Linked DNA regions of Homo sapiens: regions 1 and 3 are each linked to region 2. A link is a contact called in ENCODE Hi-C or POLR2A ChIA-PET data. All regions are on one chromosome and are shown on one strand. The core of a region is the stretch at or near the end of the contact, and the rest is flanking DNA. Distances in the headings are between cores, read along the strand shown. Region 1 overlaps FTSJ1 (FtsJ RNA 2'-O-methyltransferase 1). Region 2 overlaps TBC1D25 (TBC1 domain family member 25). Region 3 holds the start of PORCN-DT (PORCN divergent transcript).

Region 1 (4,264 bases), core at 1,428-3,927, 64 kb before region 2:
AAGTGAAAACTCAAAATATCAACAACACTAAGTATTTGAAAGGATATGCAGCAATTGAAAGCCTCGTACATGCTACTGGGAAGGTAAAATGGTGCAGCCACTGTGGAAACTTAGGCATTACCTACTAAAGCTGCATGTGTGCCAGTTCCACTCCTAAGAAATGAGTCCTAGAGGCCGGGTGCCGTGGCTCAACGCCTGTAATCCCAGCACTTTGGGAGGCCGAGGTGGGTGGATCACCTGAGGTCAGGAGTTCAAGACCAGCCTGACCAACATGGCAAAACCCCATCTCTACTAAAAATACAAAAATTAACCGGGCATGGTGGCGGGCACCTGTAATCCCAGCTACTCAGGAGGCTGAGGCAGGAGAATCACTTGAACCTGGGAGGTGGAGGTTGCAGTGAGCTGAGATCGTGCCACTGCACTCCAGCCTGGGTGACAGAGTCAGACTCCATCTCAAAAAAAAGGAAATGAGTCCTAGAGTGTTGCTAGCAGCACTATCTATAGTATATGCCCATTAAATCGTGGTACATTCACCGTGGAGAACTGTACAACAATGACAGTGAACATCCTGCAATTACACCAAATAACACCTTGTAGTTATTCATTAAACTGAACATATATAGGTTTTATGCATTTTCTATATGTCATGGTTCACCATAAAAGGAGGAAATGTCACAAAAATGTTAGCAGCAGAGTTAGCTAGGTGTGGTGGCACATTCCTGCCTGTAATCCCAGCTACTTGGGAGGCTGAGGTGGGAGGATCACTTGAGCTTGGGAGGTTAAGGTTGTCGTGAGCTATGATGGAGCTCCACTGCACTCCAGCCTGGGTGACAGAGCAAGACCCTGTCTCTAAAAAAACAAAACAAAACAAAAAAACTTTCTTTGACTTTTGGTTAGCTGGCAAACTGATACAACTCAGAAACTGCTCAATGTCAGGAAAACCGGAACTTGTTGATGAACTTGTTTTCAAAATATCATCTCATCAACGAGGCCTGGACAAACAAGCCCTGAGGAGGGATCTGCAACAACCCTGAAGACAACAAGGAAAGAAACCATGAAAGTCTGTCTGTACTGCAGTGGGAATTCTTGAGTGAGGTCTTACCTCTTCTTTAAACCTCTTCAGGAGTGTCCTGATTATGTCCAGAATTTTCCCTAAAGGCAGGGATTCTTAACCTGGATAGAAGCCAGGGGTAACCATGAACTTGATGGAAGAAAATGTTACATCTTTATTTTCAGCAATGAAACTGAAATTTAGCCTTACTCCCAAGTTATAAATGCTGGCAACAAATCACAGTAGTAAAAGCAGTACCTGGGATTTTCCCACCAATACAAACCAGTTACAGCAACTGTAATGTAACATAAAAAGGGCATCTTGAAGTATTGTTCATATTTGTCACCTCTTGGAATGATAGCAGATCCTGTAAGTTGATGTATTAATTAAAAAGCCCATATATTACTGCATCTCAATTTTGTTTCAATTTAATATATAGTAATAATTGTAATTCAATGTAATTGGCTTCCATTGTAATTGTGTGTGTGTGTATGTGTATGTATATACTTTTAAAAATATTCTGTGAAGGGGTTCACAGATTTAACCAGATGCCAAAGGGTTCTGCAGAACAAATTTATTTATTTATTTTGAGACAGAATTTCGCTCTGTCACCCAGGCTGGAGTGCAGTGGTGTGATCTTGGCTCACTGCAACCTCTGCCTCCTGGGTTCAAGCGATTCTCCTGCCTCAGCCTCCCGAGTAACTGGGATTACAGGCACCCGCCACCACACCCGGCTAATTTTCGTATTTTTAGTAGAGACGGGGTTTCACCATTTTGTCCAGGCTGGTCTCGAACTCCTGACCTCAGGTGATCCACCCACCTCGGCCTCCCAAAGTGCTGGGATTACATGCGTGAACCACCGCACCCAGACTTCAGAACAAATTTTTTAGGTTAAAAACCTGTCTTAAAGAAACGTCAGGGCCAGGCGTGGTGGCTCACGCCTGTAATCCCAGCACTTTGGGAGGCTGAGGCAAGCGGATCACTTGAGGTCAGGAGTTTGAGACCAGTCTGGCCAACATAGTGAAACCCGTCTCTACCAAAAATACAAAAATTAGCTGGGTGCGGTGGCACATGCCTGTAATCCCAGCTACTCAGGAGACTGAGGCAGGAGAATCACCTGAACCCGGGAGATGAAGGTTACAGTGAGCCGAGGTCGCGCCACTGCACTCCAGCCTGGACGACAGAGTGAGACTCTGTCTCAAAAAAAAAAAGCAATGTCAGAAAGTCTACCTGGACTGCAGTCCTAAATTTCTATAACTTAATGAACAGGAGCTGACAGAAACTCCCCAGCTACACGAACAGAACTGTTTTCTACAGCTTAATCCTGTGTCCTTAGAAATTCACGTACTCTGTGATCCAAGGACTATCCACGCCACAGTCCAGTGACCTCAGGAGTATCCACATACCAGTCTGCGACCCCAGCTGTTTCCACACCTGACTGTGACTCACCCCAGTTACCATGTGTGACCCCAGGAGTATGCACACTCAAGTCTGGGAAAACCATTGTCCAATCTCCAGTCAGAAATGGTGTTTAAATTCTGGAGCGTGTGTTCATAGGCATGTCTACACTCCGGTCTCTGACCACGAAAATAACCACACCCCAGTCTGTGTGACTCCAGGAATGTCCAGACCCCAGTTTGTGTCAGTCTAGGAGTGTCCACACCATGGTGACTTAACCCAGGAGTCTTCTCACCGAAGTCAGTGTGACCACAGGAATGCCCACACCCCAATCTGTGAATATGCACAGCCCAAGAATGTATGGCGGAAGTGTCCACACAAAAGGCCGTGTGACCACAGGCGTAGCCACACCCATTACAGTGCAAATTCAGCAGCGTTCACACGACAGCCTGTGAGACCTCAGGAGTGTCCTCACGCCAGGTTCTGTGAGTCCAGCAGTGGCAATGGCTTGGAGTTTCCATAGCCATCTTAGTGGTGCCATAAATGTGTAGCTCAAACGGTGACCACAGAGGAGTCCACAGCTCAGTCTGTGGTGTCCTGGGAGTGGTTTTGCCCCAGTCCAGCCACCTCAGGAGTGTCCCCACCCAAGTTTTTATGACACAAGTAATGTCCAGTTCCCAGCATATGTGACCCTGGTGTTGTCCAAACCCCATAGTCTCTGGCTATTAGTGTGTCTATACCCATCTTGACGGCCTCAGGCAGGTGCACTCCCCCATCTGTACGACCAGAAGACTATCGACTCCCCTGTCATTGTGACCACAGGAGTGTAAAACTCCAGTGCCAGTGACTACTGGTGGGTCCACATTCCAGTCTGGGTGACCCAGGGGAGGGCACAGCCCTGTCTGTGTGACCATAGGAGTCTTCACACCCCAGTGTCTGTAAACACACAGGAGTCAATTCCCCAGTCAGTGTGACCAGAGGAATGTTCACACCAAATTGTGTGACCACAGGAGTGTCCACACCTATCTGCATGTCCTGAGAGGTGTCTATACTCCAGTGGGTATGACACCAACAGTGTCCACAACAAAGTCTGTGTGACTCCAGGAGTGTCCCTCCCCCCAGTCAGTGGGAGTCTAGAAGGATCTACACCAAGTCTTGGGAGCCCAAGGGTGTCCCTTCGCCAATCTTTGTCACTCAGGGGACATTCACCCCCCAGTCACACAGACGAAGCATATCCACAGCTGGGTCTGTGTGACCCCAGCAGAGTCTACTTCACAAGTCGTGTAACCACAGGAGTGTCCCCAGACGAACCTATGGGAATCCAGGAGTGTCCACATCACAGTCACTTGACCACAGTGGTGCTGACTTCCCAGTTTATGTATCCTTAGCCATGTCCTTTTTCCAGACTGTGTGACCCTAAGTGTCCACACCCCAAACTCGGTGATCCAAGTCACTCCAGTCTGCGTGACTCCAGTGTTGCCCACACACCAATCTGTATGACCCTAAGAGAACACATCCCGGTCTGTGATGCTTCAGCAGTGGCCACACCCTACTCTGTGTGACCCCAGAAGTGGCTACACCACAATCAGCATGACCTCAGGATTTCTTACTCCAAAATCTAGTAACATCATGAGTGTCTACACCCTCACCTGTGTGATTCCAAGAGGATCCACACCCCAGGCTGTGTGACCCTGGGAAGGTCCCTATAGCAGTCAGTGTAAACCTGGGAGTGCACTCTTCCCTGTCAGTGTGAGCTGGGAGGGTGTATCTAGAGGAAGAGTGATCCAGGGAAAGGCGAAGGGCCGGATGTGGTGG
Region 2 (4,253 bases), core at 1,065-3,564:
TTAATATGTAAGTGTCCAATATATGGAGCTATCATTAGACATATTAATGGCATTCTCATGATCATTTTCATGGCTGTGAAAGCAACAGACATGTTGGGACTGTTTGGATGGCCCAGTCCCTCTTTCTGGGAAAAAGCCAGTTTCTGTCACCTCTACAGTTGGGAGATTACAAAGCCTAGACCTTTGACCAATTTGTACTTTTCCGATATGAATCTTTTTTCTTTTTGAGACTCTCTTTGTCACCAAGGCTGGAATGCAGTGACGCAAATATGGCCCACTGCAGCCTTGACCTCAAGCTCTCCTCCTGCCTCAGGCTTTCAAGTAGCTGGGACTACAGGTGTGCACCACCATGCCCAGCTAATTTTTGTATTTTTTGTAGAGACATGGTTTTGCCATGTTGGCCAGGCTGGTCTCGAACTTCTGACCTCAAGTGATCCACCCACCTCGGCCTCTCAAAGTGTTTGGATTACAGGCGGGAGCCACCGTGCCCAGCCCCCAACCTCCTTTCTATCATAGGTACTGCAAATATTTTTCCCAGTTGATCTTTTGTTTTTTGGCTTTGCTTACGGGATGGATCTGTTTTGTCCTATCAAAATTAAACATTTGATTGCACGCCTACACAGATATCTATCTTTTTCTTTATGATTTCTGAGTTTCTCCTTTTTATTGCAGGTGGAGGGACAGAGTTTCACTCTCATTGCCCAGGCTGGAGTGCGATGGCGCGATCTCGGCTCACTGCAACCTCCGCCTCCTGGGTTCAAGTGATTCTCCTGCCTCAGCCTCCCAAGTAGCTGGGATTACAGGCATGTGCCACTACACCTGGCTACTTTTGTATTTTTAGTAGAGATGGAGTTTCACCATGTTGGTCAGGCTGGTATCGAATTCCTGATCTCAAGTGATCCACCTGCCTGGGCCTCCCAAAGTGGTGGGATTACAGGCATGAGCCACTGTGCCTGGCTGAGTTTCTCCTATTACTTTGGAACATGTTCCCCATCCATAAGCTTATACAAATATTCTATATTTTCTTCTACTATGCTTATTGTTTTCTTTTTTACATATAAATCTTTTCTCTGTCAGCATTGTGATAAGCAGACCTAGCTTTAAAAAAATCAAGATAGTCAATTATGCCAGCATCATTTTTTTTAATTTAATTTTTTTTTTTGAGACGAAGTTTTACTCTTATCGCCCAGGCAGGAGTGCAGTTGCACAATCTCAGCTCACTGCAGCCGCCGTCTCCTGGGTTCAAGCAATTCTCCTGACTCAGCCTCCCAAATAGCTGGGATTACAGGTGCCCGCCACCATGCCTAGCTAATTTTTGTATTTTTAGTAGAGATGAGGTTTTGCCATGTTGGCCAGGTTGGTGTCGAACTTATGACCTCAGGTGATCCACCCACTTCAGCCTCCCAAAGTGCTGAGATTACAGGCATGAGCCACTGCGCCCGGCCTGCCAGCATCATTTATTAAATAATCACCTTTTCTGCAGTGATTCGAAATGCCACGTTTGTCACATATTCAGTTTCCATATATACAAGCTTGGATTTATTTCTGGGCTTTCTATTGCATTCTACCAATGGGCTCTATTTGTCTACTGCTGTGCTAACACCATGTTATTTTTATGACAGTGGTTTTGTGGTCAAATTTTTTTTTTTTTTTGAGATGGAGTCTCGCTCTGTCGCCCAGGCTGGAGTGCAGTGGCGCAATCTCAACTCACTGCAAGCTCCGCCTCCCGGGTTCACGCCATTCTCCTGCCTCAGCCTCCCTAGTAGCTGGGACTACAGGCGATAAGCTTTTGCCATCCTCCCACTGTTCTTTGTCTTAACTTTTTTTTTTTTTTTGGAGATGGAGTCTTGCTCTGTCGCCCAGGCTGGAGTGCAGTGGCACAATCTTGGCTCACTGCAAGCTCCACCTCCTGGGTTCACGCCATTCTCCTGCCTCAGTCTCCCAAGTAGCTGGGACCACAGGCGCTCGCCACCACGCCCGGCTAATGTTTTGTATTTTTAGTAGAGGCAGGGTTTCACCGTGTTAGCTAGGATGATCTCGATCTCCTGACCTCGTGATCCACCCACCTCGGCCTCCCAAAGTGCTGAGATTACAGGCATGAGCCACCGCGCCCAGCCTGTCTTAGCTATTCTTAAATGTGAATTCTTCTATAGAAACCTTAAGATAATTTTATCCGGTTCCAGGAAAAACCCCCATTCAATTTCTGACTGGCATTGCACTGAGTTTATATATTAATTTAGGGTTTGGGAAGTTTGACAATTTTATGATAAGGAAATGCGCGTATCATGAATATTATGTAATACCACAAGCAGGGTCTGGGCCAGCAGCCAAGCAGCCCACAATGAAACACTTGGATGTTTCTTCAGGGAAATGTGTGCATATTCACACTACGTGGGTTATATAAAGACTATATATAGTCTCCTGTCAGTTCAGATCAGGTTTTGCTACTAGGTGAGTTTGTGTTTGTAGACATTCTTTGCCTGTTTTTTGTTTGTTTGTTTGTTTGTTTTTTTGAGACACTCTGTTGCCAGGCTGGAGTGCAGTGGCACAATTCCGGCTCACTGCAACCTCTGCCTCCCAGGTTCAAGCGATTCTCCTGCCTCAGCCTCTTGAGTAGCTGAGATTACAGGCACGCGCCACCACGCCCAGCTAATTTTTGTATTTTTAGTAGAGACGGGGTTTCACCATGTTGGCCAGGACGGTCTCGATCTCTTGACCTTGTGATCCGCCCGCCTTGCTTCTCAAAGTGCTGGGATTACAGGTGTGAGCCACTGCGCCCGGCCTTTTTTTTCCTTTTTTTGAGAGGGAGTCTCACATTGTTGCCCAGGCTGGAGTGCAGTGGCGCGATCTCAGCTCACTGTAACCCCTGCCTCCCAGGTTCAAGCGATTCTCCTTACCTCAGCCTCCCAAGCAGCTGGGATTACAGGCACCTGCCACCACACCTGGCTAATTTTTTTTTGTATTTTTTAGTAGAGATGGGGTTTCACCATGTTGGCCAGGCTGGTCTCAACCTTGTGATCCGCCCACCTCAGCCTCCCAAAGTGCTGGGATTACAGACGTGAGCCACCGCGCCTGGCCTCTGCCTGTTTTATTAGTGGGATTGAGGGGGTGGTTTTTTTAATCAGTATAAAATGTCTCTTTGTGTTAAATGCTTTTGGCCTTGAGTGATGCTTTTTCTGACATTCTCATGGCTACTATTTTTTTCTGTTTGTGTTTACCAGATATACCTTTAGGATTCTTTAATTTTTAACCTTTTTGTGTCACCTAGTTTTAGGTATGTCTCTCATACCTCTCGTAAAAACGTCATAGCAGAATTTATGCTTTTTAAGGCAACTGACAGTGAAATCTTTTTTTTTTCTTTTTGACACGTAGTCTCGCTCTGTCGCCCAGACTGGAGTGCAGTGGCACGATCTCAGCTCGCTGCAACCTCTGCATCCTGGGTTCAAGCAATTCTCCTCCCTCAGCCTCCCGAGTAGCTGGGATTACAGGCACACACCATCATGCCCGGCTAATTTTTTTTTTTTTTTTTTTGAGATGGAGTTTCGCTCTGTCGCCCAGACTGGAGTGCAGTGGCACAATCTTGGCTCGCTGCAACCTCTGCATCCTGGGTTCAAGCAATTCTCCCTCAGCCTCCCGAGTAGCTGGGATTACAGGCGCTCACCATCACACCTGGCTAATTTTTTGTATTTTTAGTAGAGACGGGGTTTCACCGTGTTAGCCAGGATGGTCTCGATCTCCTGACCTCATGATCTGCCTGCCTCGGCCTCCCAAAGTGCTGGGATTATAGTCGTGAGTCACTGCACCCCGCCCCAACAGTGAAATCTTTAGGCCACTTTTTCTCCTTTAATCTCTCCCACTTTTTCTGGCCTTTAAAATGGAGCTTTGGAACACTTGTAATTCTTATTCGTTTTCTGGTCCCTAACCCTTAACTTCTAGCTTTTGCTTAGACAACTTTTTTTTTTTTTTGAGATGGAGTCTTGCTCTGTTGCCCAGGCTGGAGTGCTATGGCACAATCTCAGCTTACCGCAACCTCCTCTTCCCAGGTTCAAGCAATTCTCCTGCCTCAGCCTCTTGAGTAGCTGGGGTAACAGAAGCGCACCACCACACCCGGCTAGTTTTTTTATATTTGGTAGAGATGGGGTTTCACCATGTTGGCCAGGCTGGTCTTGAACTCCTGACCTCAAGTGATTTGCCTGCCTCGGCTTCCCAAAGTGCTGGGATTACAGGCATGAGCCACCACACCCAGCCAATTT
Region 3 (4,198 bases), core at 1,200-3,699, 42 kb before region 2:
ATTATATATATGTAAATTACATATGTATATACATGGGGAGAAAGAAACGGACAGAGACAGAGAGAGAGCAAATATGTTATCATTATAAGGCTTGGCATTTTTGTCAGTCCCATAAGTGAAAAATAGTATATCATTGTTTTTAATTTGTATCTCTTTAATTATGGAGAGCTCATCTAAAACACCCCAGAAACCACAACCTAGAATGACCACAGACATTTATTGAGTGTCCACCCTCTACTAAGCTCCAGTGATAAAAATATGAAGCACAACATCTGGTAGATGTAAAATGGTATTATATCTCACTGTTGTTTTAATTTTACATTTCCCTGAGCAGTAAAGAGATTGGGTTATCTTTTCATATATTATACATATTGACCATTTTAGGTTTCTTCTGCTGTGAATTACCTATTTGTACCCAATGTCTATTGCCAAGTGTATTGTTTGTCCTCTTCGGATTTGTAGATGTTCGTTATATATCCTAAAACCTAGATCCTACTTCTTTGTGACACAGGTCAAAAGCCTAGATGGAAACAATCAAGTCCGCAAAGCCCAGGAGCACATGTGGTAAGAATCTTCCAGTTTTAAATGCCAAGTCTTGCAATTGAGGGAAGTATTTCTGGTAGGTGCTGTGGGTCATTGTTGACTCAACTTGAGTGGGTTTGACAACTGAGAAAAAAATTAAAATGAAATTTAATTCATAAAATGTATGTCCTGTATTCTGCTGTTAAGGAAAAGAATTGATATTTGTGCATCTGGTCTAAGCTATTATTCCTTATATATACATATTCTTACCGTATTAAATGTTTTTTGTTTGTAATACATGAATACTAATTTATGAGCTAGAACTCCATTTAACTTCATGTTAAAATAGAGAGAAAATATACATTTCTCTTCAATTACCATTGGTGTTTCCCAGCAAAAACCTGCCAAGCCCACTCTTTTGTTTAACAGAAAAGGACAATGGAGACGGGTGAGTGAACATGACTTGCCCAGCTCCATACAGGCCATTGTTAATCTGATTAAAATCTGTTTCAGTTGGCTGCCCAGGTCAGGGTGGCGTCCAGTTTGACCTGGGCTTCCTTCTCCCTTCCACGTCACAGCTAAGCATGTAGTGCAGTAAGCGCCCAGTAAGTGCTCTTTTGGAAAAATAGGCCCTTCATCAGCCTAGGTACAAAGGGGAATGCCTAGAAACTGCAGCAGTAGGGTAGGTAGAAGGCGGGTGCTACATAAATCTTTAGTGTTGGTGCAGATAGAGGTGCGGATGGGGCCAGTGTAAGCGCTTTCTTTTTTATTTTATTTATTTATTTATTTAGAGAAGGAGTTTCGCTCTTGTTTATTTATTTATTTATTTTGGAGAAGGAGTTTTGCTCTTGTCACCCAGGCTGGAGTGCAATGGCGTGATCTCGGCTCACTGCAACCTCCGTCTCCTGGGCTCAAGTGATTCTCCTGCCTCAGCCTCCGGAGTAGCTGGGATTACAGGCGCCCAGCTAAATTTTTTGTATTTTTAGTAGAGACAGGGTTTCGCCATATTGGCCAGCCTGGTCTCAAACTCATGACCTCAGGTGATCCATCCGCCTCGGCCTTCCAAAGTGCTGGGTTACAGGTGTGAGCCACCACGCCCAGTCTTTATTTATTTATTTTGAGACGGAGTTTCGCTCTTGTAGCCCACAATGACGCGATCTTGGCTCACTGCAACCTCTGCCTCCTGATTCTCCTGCTTTAACCTCCCGAGTAGCTGGGATTACAAGCGTGCGCCACCACGCCTGGCTAATTTTTGTATTTTTAGTAGAGACGGGGTTTCGCCATGTTGGCCAGGCTGGTCTCGAACTCCTGACCTCAAGCTATCCTCCTACCCTTGGCCTCCCGAAGTGCTGGGTTTATAGGCGTGAGCCACCGAGCCTGGCCCTTAAGAGCTTTATAAATGCCCCCCTTTTAAGTGCTCGGTACTAGCCTCCCTCTAGTTCACAGAGAACATTTACTAGTCGCTGGGGTCACCTTCGAAGCAAAGAGTCTGCTGGGGAATTAAGCATGCAAATCACTTCTCAACGACGACACGCCAAGTGCTCACAGCTCGTCCCCAGGGGAAGCACAGGCGCCTAATTTGTGTTCCTAGGTGACACAGTCATTACTTATAAATGTTCCTGGCCGGTCCCAGGAGGTGGGAGGGTTGGGAGTTACTTCGGTTCTCTCAAAGGTTGGGGAAGGAGAGATCTCGGTTTGTTTTCCCATCTGTGAAACGGGGACACCACGGTATTTAGAGGACGTGCGCGGGTGACTATTTGGGGGTGCAGCGGCTTCCCTCCTCCCTCCCCCATCTTTCCCTTCTCACTTCCAAGGCTTGGAAATTTGGAGATTCGGAAGTTTGTTCTTGGATGGCCAGAAATCCTCCGGAGGCAGACGGTCTGGGGCTGAAACCGCCACAGGCCGGAAAGGTGCGGGCGTGAACGTCCTGCGCGCCGACGTCCCCCCGCGCCGGTCTCCCCTCAATCCTCCTGCTCCCCTCCTCCGCGTCCCCGTCCCCGCCCCCCTCCTGCTCTCCCATTGGCCGAGCCGGCGGCCGGGCCGCCCCGGGATTTAAAGGGCCCGCTCGCCGCGCCGCTCTGGGAGCCGCTGCTGGTCCCGGCCTTGCGGCCTGCGGGGGAGGCTGCCCGGAGGAGGCAGCGGCGGCGGCAGCGCGTCCTCGGTCCCCAGGACCACGGCTTCTTTCCTGCCAGGTAGGTCGCCAGTAGTGCGCACGCGGCTCCCCAGCTCCCATCCCTGGGCCGGCCTCCCCAGGCGGATCTGTAGCGCGAGTGCTAGGACCCCCTCCCCATCACCTTTCCGACTCTCCCTCAGGCTATGTCTCCTACCACCACCTCCTTGCAGCCCCCGGACCTGGGCAGGACTTTGTTGGCGGCCTCTCGCCGGGTGGGGATGAGATGGGGGGCGCGGAGGATACAGGACACCCCCCCTCCCCGTGCCGCCGCATCCATACAAGGAGAGATGCACACGGCCCCCAAGTGTCACAGAATCCCCCTCTCTGCCCTCCACTCAGAGCGACTCTACCTTGGAAACCAGGGATTCCCCTTCCCGTCGCCCGCCCCATTTGATATATGGGCCTGAAATGTATGCCATCCCATCACCATCGGACTGGACTGTTCACAGCACTGGAGAGACAGAGGTCCTTCATTCACTCCAGGTCACAGGCTGTGCGTGTGCATGCCGAACACCCACATGCACACAGTTGGTGGCTCAGTCTGATGTACCTGACTTCTCACGCCTTCCCCCAGTCCTCCAGTACCGTGCCTCTACATGGGCTGGGCAGCCCCAAACTGAAATGTGAGTGCCAGAGTGCATCCTTTAAGCGAGGTCTGCCCCACGGACACCCGCTCCCTCTGTGTCCCTGCTTTGACAGATCTATCCATCTGGCCATCCATCCGTGGGGGTCTGCAATGGCCACCTTTAGCCGCCAGGAATTTTTCCAGCAGCTACTGCAAGGCTGTCTCCTGCCTACTGCCCAGCAGGGCCTTGACCAGATCTGGCTGCTCCTTGCCATCTGCCTCGCCTGCCGCCTCCTCTGGAGGCTCGGTAAGTGCCTGCCATACCGTGTGCCACCATGCCAGGCCATATCAGACCTCCCACATTCATCCATATCGAGCCACACCTTACCCTGTCACATCCTGCCAGGCCCTAGCATGTCCAAGCTGGACCCCAACATGTTCAGCCCCACCACATCCCACCAGGCCAAACCCCATTCCACCATACCACATCCTACTATGCCAGCCACCCCATGCCATGCCACACCGAGCCACATCCTGCCATGCCAAGCCATGCCCTTCAGTATTCCTGAGTTCTGGGATTCCAGAAAGCTGAGATTCTTGGATCTTGGGATTCTGAAATGTCTACATCCCAAGGTTATAAGACATTGGCATGCTGATGTCACAGGGTTATGGAATCCCAAAGTACCATGATTACAGCGTTTGGAGATTCTGACAATTTGAAATTCTCACATTCTAGACTTCTAAAATGTTGGCATTGTGGATTTCTATAATCAGGGCATGATGCGATTTCTGGATTCTAGGATTCTGAAATGTTTCCACAGTCATAGCAGGCCTGTATCTTAATGAAAGATTCCAAGTCCCCAAGATTCCTATAGGAGGCGGAGATTTCTGGAAATCTGAGATCCGAAGGTTCTACACTTTCTTTTTTCTTTCTTTCT

Evidence for each region. Hi-C counts contacts between places; a loop is a spot of excess contacts on that map. ChIA-PET counts read pairs that join two places held with the same protein, here RNA polymerase II (POLR2A). Pooled maps may share reads with other maps.
Region 1: a loop to region 2 is called in a pooled map, with 2.1 times the contacts of the local background. The contact joins two enhancer-like sites. A Hi-C loop is called at or near these places in 4 of 37 single-sample maps with no recorded cell type and 3 of 50 pooled maps. POLR2A ChIA-PET finds 5 or more read pairs at or near these places in 8 of 52 experiments (CD4-positive, alpha-beta T cell, MCF 10A, activated B cell and 5 more).
Region 3: a pooled map shows a loop between it and region 2 (6-fold over the local background). The contact joins the promoter of PORCN-DT here to the enhancer-like site in region 2. A Hi-C loop is called at or near these places in 2 of 37 single-sample maps with no recorded cell type and 2 of 50 pooled maps. POLR2A ChIA-PET finds 5 or more read pairs at or near these places in 4 of 52 experiments (GM12878, MCF 10A, RWPE1 and 1 more).

Annotation. Positions count from the first base shown.
Region 1 is chrX:48,484,839-48,489,102 of GRCh38, forward strand. FTSJ1 (FtsJ RNA 2'-O-methyltransferase 1) reads left to right here. Exons shown (of 13, transcript NM_012280.4): 13 at 898-1,512. Among named protein-coding and RNA genes, the nearest start is that of FTSJ1, 11 kb to the left of the region's middle. RefSeq lists a silencer at 4,250-4,264. Within about 2 kb of position 2,678, at least 5 of the 41 ENCODE cell types and tissues checked have a DNase peak (open chromatin) inside an H3K27ac peak, as active enhancers do.
Region 2 is chrX:48,548,842-48,553,094 of GRCh38, forward strand. All of the region lies in intron 3 of TBC1D25 (TBC1 domain family member 25), which reads left to right. Among named protein-coding and RNA genes, the nearest start is that of TBC1D25, 11 kb to the left of the region's middle. Within about 2 kb of position 2,315, at least 2 of the 41 ENCODE cell types and tissues checked have a DNase peak (open chromatin) inside an H3K27ac peak, as active enhancers do.
Region 3 is chrX:48,506,390-48,510,587 of GRCh38, forward strand. PORCN-DT (PORCN divergent transcript) reads right to left here and starts at 2,450. Exons shown (of 2, transcript NR_135596.1): 1 at 2,330-2,450; 2 at 137-666. It overlaps PORCN (porcupine O-acyltransferase), which reads left to right and starts at 2,603. Exons shown (of 15, transcript NM_203475.3): 1 at 2,603-2,714; 2 at 3,395-3,567. The coding sequence starts at 3,432. RefSeq lists a silencer at 2,430-2,829.